2 separate regions of the Homo sapiens genome follow, and region 2 is linked to region 1. Evidence: read pairs that join two places in POLR2A ChIA-PET (ENCODE). Cell type or tissue: GM12878. All regions are shown on one strand. Each heading gives the region's core, and the rest is flanking DNA. Links, peaks and the distances in the headings are about the cores only. Region 1 overlaps FUT8 (fucosyltransferase 8). Region 2 overlaps CHURC1-FNTB (CHURC1-FNTB readthrough).

Region 1 (2,917 bases), core at 161-2,660:
CCTCTGGGGAACTGACACTACCCCCGATTTGTGTGGTTCTGATGTTAATGTCAACGACAATTCCCCACAGTGATTAGCCCAGAGATAAGCCTGTCAGAGGCCATCCTAGGGAACTAAGTTCTCAGCTGTCTGAGGCCATGCATCCTTGCCATGAAAGAAGCTTTCTAACATAAGCAGAAAATGAGGCCAACAGGAGAAAAAATAAAATGAAGCTAGAATACTCTGAAGACAGCATCTAAGTTCCTGGATCTGGTTGTTCCTGGACTTCTCCATCTCTATTCTTCCTATTTACATAGCCAATAAATCACCTTTCTGTATAAGGCATTTTAGAATTGTTGTTTTTAATGCTTCCCATTTTAAAATCACAAAATATTTGGCTTCTCTAAGGAAACAAAAATAGTAAATTCTCTCTTTACTTGCTGTGGCCTTCAGTTATTTTCAGTATTAGTGGCTACTAATATCAAGATATTACCCAACCCCACTGTAGGGCAATCACACACATTTGAAAGAGGTAGAAATAGCTGAGCCTGGTGGCACACATTTTTAGCCCTAGCTACTGAGGAGGCTGAAGCAGGAGGACGGCTTGAGGCCAGGAGTTTCAGGTTGCAGTGCTCTATGATCACATCTGTGAATAGCCACTGTGTTCCAACCTGGGCAACACAGCGAGAGAGAGAGAGAGAGAGAGAGAGAGAGAGAAGAGACAGAAGAGAGGTAGAAATAAAAGATAAAGCCACATATAACAACAGTAGACTGAGAACAGCTGCCTAGTGAAGATTTACATTACAAATAGTGAAAAACCTTCAAGACAGCTTTTAATGCAAATTATATCAGGTTTTAAATCTTCAGTGCAGGCAGTACTCACTTTTCATTACCTTACATTTTACCACTCTACTCACTTAAAGCTAGGTAATAAAGATATATGTTACTTTGTGTCATTCTGCCATTGCATGCTCTTTCACAAATTTTAATCAATATCTGAAGAAAGGCAATAGCATATGCAAATACGAAAAGCACACAACTGCAGTAAGGATTAAAGAAGAAGTCTCACAAGTTGACAACAAACACATAGCACACTCCTAATAAGCCTTTCTTCAGTTTGTCTTCCTGGAATGCCCCTACTTGTTTTTGATGCTAAGCTAATCATCACTATGTACCATATCCTACTAGAACTTCCTCTGCCACCTCACCCTTCATCATAGCAATTACTGAATTATAATTATATATTTATATGTTAGTGGTAATGAGAACCTAAACTGTTATCAAAAAAAAATGAAACAGAAAAAAGCAGATGAATGAGATAAACACTGTAGTGATAGAATTCGCAGTTTTGTTACAGGATCCCAACACTTACCCAAAGGTAGCCGTTGGGTCAGGGTTTCTGCACTATAGTCTCTTCTGTGGTTGCCAGAAATAGGTTACAGGACAGAGAAACATGTTACAGGAAAGGGGTCCTAATCCAGATCCCAAGAGAGGGTTTTTGGATTTCACACAAGAAAGAATTCAGGGCGAGTCCACAGTGCAAAGTGAAAGCAAGTTTATTAAAGTAAAGGCATAAAAGAATGGCTACTCCATGGGCAGAGCAGTCTCGGGGGCTGTTGGTTGCCTATTTTTATGGCTATTTCTTGATGATACGGTAAATAAGGGGTGGATTATTTATGTCTCCCATTTTTAGACCATACAGGGTAACTTCCTGACATTGCCATGGCATTTGTAAGCTGTCATAGAGCGGTGCTAATGGAAGTGTAGTAGTGAGGATGACCAGAGGTCACTCTCATTGCCATTTTGGTTTTGGTGGGTTTTGGCTGGCTCCTTAACTGCAACCTGTTTTATTAGCAAGGTCTTTATGACCTGTATTTTGTGCCGACCTCCTATCTCATCCTGTGACTTAGAATGTCTTAACTGTCTGGGAATGCAGCCCAGTAGGTTTTAGCCTCATTTTACCCAACTCCTGTTTAAGATGCAATTGCTCTGGTTCACAGGCCTCTGATAGTTTGACAAGCGAATGAATCTGACGGGGAATACAAAGATGATTCACAATTCAAGTTTGGATAATGGGAAGGAAAAGCCAATAATTTAAAAAAAAAAAAAAGGAAAGTAGAAAAAATACATTTTAAAAGAAAAGAAAATTCAAATTTGAGTGGGTTAAGCATGACAGCATGACAATTAGATGACAATCTCCAGCTGGAAACTGACGTTCAGGAACTTACAGTATAGGGGTCACCTGGAAGAGATTCTCACTAAAGCCAAAAGAATAGGTAACATTTCAAGAAAAAGAATCTAGAGAATGAAAAACATGTAAGGCAAATACTTGAGAAACAAGTTGACTTTGTAAATGAGCCAAGAGGACAGCAAAGTTATAAGGAGAAGGGAGGAGGAAAAGTGGTTCACAGTGTTAAATCTGAAGCAACAAGACTGAAGAATCCCCATTTGGCAATTCAGAAGGTCACTGGTAACAACAGAAAGAACAGTTTTAGTAAAAAATAAGGTAACCAAATTGAAACAACAGACATAAATTGTTTTTTTTCCTTTGGCCTGTTGCACAGTATTTAAAAATAATAATAATAAGGAAAGGTTTTTGTTTAAGCCATTAAATTGTTGCTAGGGAAGATTAAAATAAAAATGATAAAAGAGTTAATTAATGATCCTATACATTCTAACAGTAGAAGGGATAAAAGAGGTAGCCATGAAAACCTAAAGGGCATATTGCATATCCCTGACACCAAATGGGAGACAGAACTTACACAATTTAGAGAGAGAGAAAAGCAAAGCTGAAGAAGCTTCTGTTGGATAGTCTTGATCTTACATTAAAAAAAAAAAAAAAGTGAACCTACAAAGTCTAAGAGCAGTACACTGGAATCAGGCCCTAGGAAGAAGTAGAGTGGTGGCTCACGCCTGTAATCCCAACACTTTAAGAGGC
Region 2 (2,917 bases), core at 167-2,666, 500 kb after region 1:
GAAAATCCACAAGTCTTTTAAATTTATATTGTTCAAGCACCATAGAATCTAACCATATATAGAAGTGCTTCTGTGGGAAAATATGTCTAGAATTCTAACTTGGGATGCCAGGAACAGATCTCCTCGTGCTGCCAGGAATATGATGAGATTAGGACACCTTTTATCAAAACCAGCCAAGTACAGAAAATAATTCCCCCAGTCATTCACAGGGACTCTCAAAGGCTCCAACTGGGCAGGGCCTAGGGGAAAATATTTGGAGGGAAGAGCAGAGTGGGCGGAATTACCTCTGAGTAAGACCAGATCTTTTTTTTTTTTTTATTCTGAGGGCTTTACTTTTTTCTCTATTAGCTTTACTCTCTTCCTCTATTAGTCCCTGTTAATTCTGACTCCAAGTCTTCTCCTTCCCTGGCCCACAGAGGAATAGAAAGCAGTCTCATAGTTTCTGTCTTGTTTCTTGAAGTAAACACACAATTTTGGTGTGTGTGTGGGGGGGGGCTTTTGCTAGGAGGGTTTTTTTTTTAAATAAAGGATACCTATAATAATTTATCATGTATTTTCCATGTAAACTCTGTCCCTCTGTCTCCACTTTCTCCCTAGTCTTGCCATCAGAAAATCCTACTTTGTTTAATAATGGCATTATGGTTGTTTTAAAAACAGAATACTTATCTTTCAGAGAGACTAATGAAGTATTTAAAGAGGTAGTGATACGTTTGGAATTTGCTTTGAAATAATCCTATGGGGGGATATGAGAATGGTGAAATATAAATAAAGCAACTTGAAGATGGGTAGTGTACATTAGTACACTATTCTGCCTACTTTGGACTATGTTTAAATCTCCTATAAGATGTTTAATATAAAACAACAATGGTGGCTGGGAATCCCACCTTGAACTTGAACTACTGCCAGGATAGGATGAGGGGCTGGGGTAGGGTGGGGACAAGGACAGTAAGTAATGGCAGCTGAGAATGGAGGGTTCTTGTGGCCATTAGGCTGAGGTAGAAGTTCCCAGGTGGCTATTCACTAGAGTCAGGGCCTGACATAGGTACAAGAAAAGTTCAGAAAAGGGAGAAGATGCATAGGCTTGAAGAGCAAAGAGGAGATGGAATTTGAGTTCAGGCAGAAAGAGGTAAGATTTAGTTGGCTTGAAGGTAGAGAGAGGGAATATTCAAATCAAGGAAAAGGCATGAATATGGACAGCAATATGGAAAAGAGCATGCGCATCGCTTACGGAGTAAAAGGGAAAGGAAGCTACATTTGGTTTGTCAGCAGGGGAGTGGAGGATGACATGTTTAAGAAGATTAACTTGATGGCAGTGTGCAGAACTGCAGTCTGGGGAATGCTGCAGTAATTCAGCCTTCAATGGTTATGGTCCTTGACATGAGGTGTGGTGCCAGAGTCAGAGAAAAGGCAAGCAAAACAAAGAAAAAAAAGAGGGGATGAGGGGTGTAGGCACGAAGGCTAGAGAAGGAAATGAGAAAGGTATCTAATAGGTCTCTACTGAGACTGAGTACATGTGTGTTCACTACAAGAGAGAGCATAAAGAAGGTTCCAGACCACAGAACAAAAGCTGAGGAGTATCACTTCGAGAAAACAGGAAAGAAAACTAAGAGAAAACACAAAGGAGCAGTTAAAATGATTTAAAAAGGAAAGAAGTCAAGCACTTTGGACCTCAAGGGCAGAAATGCTTCAAAAAGACAACAATAGTTAATAAAACTAGATGCAGAAGCCATGTAAGAGAGAAAAGAACTAAGGCAGTCACAGGATGTGGTTAGATTATAGGAAACGTATGAGAGAATAGTTTTAGCACAGAGAAAATGAAAATCACTTTGTAGGTACTTAAGAGGAGTATAGGAAAATAAGGAAAATAGGGTAAAGACCCATTCAAGTGGCCAGGTAATGGCTCACACCTGTAATCCCAGCACTTTGGGAGGCTGAGGCAGGAGGACTGTTTGAGCCCAGGGGTTCAAGACCAGCCTGGGCAACCAAGTGAGATCTCATCTCTACAAAAAAAATTTTTTAAATAGCCATGCACAGAGGCTAGTGCCTGTAGTCTCAGCTACTCGAGGGGTTGAGGCAGAAGGATCGCCTGAGCACGGGAGGTCAAGGCTGCAGGGAGCTGTGATCAGGCCACTGCACTCCATCTTGGGCGGCAGAGTAAGACCTTGTTGCAACAAACAAACAACCTGTTCAACTAAAGAAGCAAGAGGAAGAAGAAATGATTACAGGATGAATCAAAGTACACTGGAAAGAAAGACGATAACATGAGATTCCTGAGGAAATGCAGTAGGGGTAGCATTAGAGAGGGGTAAATAAAAATCTTTCTCTCTAACAGGAGAGAAGGAAGAGTAAAGTTGGGACAATGCTAAGTATGGTGTACATATGAAAGAGTAGCAGGAAATAAAAGAAGGGAAGCTGGGCCAGTCCAGTGAGAACCTTGAAATGAGGAGCTTGGATATTGTACTGTAGCTAAAGGTGCACTATGGGAAGGCCAATGAGGTCACCCAAAAGTATTTATTTTTACTTTTTAGTAGAGACAGGGTCTCACTATGTTGCCCAGACTGTACTCAAACACTTGGACTCAAGAGATTCTCCTGCCTCAGTCTCCTGAGTAGCTCGAACTATAGGCACACACCACTGTGCCCAGCTTTGAAAACATTATTTTAAGAAAATTAATATGATGGTAGAGTATGGAGTATGAATTGACGGCGGGGGGGGGGGTGGGGGGAGAAGTAGACTGGGAGTAGAGAGTCTAGTTTAAGAATCATTTTCACCACCATTTCATAGTTTCTTGCATCGTGACTACAAGCCACCTTCCTTTACCTTCTTCCTGTCCCAGAGTAATTTCCAGGGCAGCTTTGAAAACGGCTGCATTCAGTCAAAAAGGAAAAATCAGCTAGACTTTGGTCTAGCTAATTTA

The links. Peaks named below come from ENCODE experiments on the same cell type or tissue, not always from the same donor. Only the 100,000 strongest peaks of a DNase experiment are listed, where the experiment ranks them.
Region 2: POLR2A ChIA-PET joins it to region 1 with 5 read pairs; 2 of 35 experiments call an interaction of 5 or more read pairs at or near these places.

Annotation. Positions count from the first base shown.
Region 1 is chr14:65,431,566-65,434,482 of GRCh38, reverse strand. All of the region lies in intron 1 of FUT8 (fucosyltransferase 8), which reads right to left. Among named protein-coding and RNA genes, the nearest start is that of FUT8, 20 kb to the right of the region's middle. In GM12878, for the core only: no CTCF peak of the experiment used is centred there; no DNase peak of the experiment used is centred there; H3K4me3 peaks cover 699 bases; H3K27ac peaks cover 2,279 bases.
Region 2 is chr14:64,927,518-64,930,434 of GRCh38, reverse strand. The region is part of intron 3 of CHURC1-FNTB (CHURC1-FNTB readthrough); the gene reads right to left. The region is part of intron 3 of CHURC1 (churchill domain containing 1); the gene reads right to left. Among named protein-coding and RNA genes, the nearest start is that of GPX2, 14 kb to the left of the region's middle. RefSeq lists an enhancer at 1,361-1,430. In GM12878, for the core only: no CTCF peak of the experiment used is centred there; a DNase peak (open chromatin) is centred at 1,564; H3K27ac peaks cover 1,510 bases.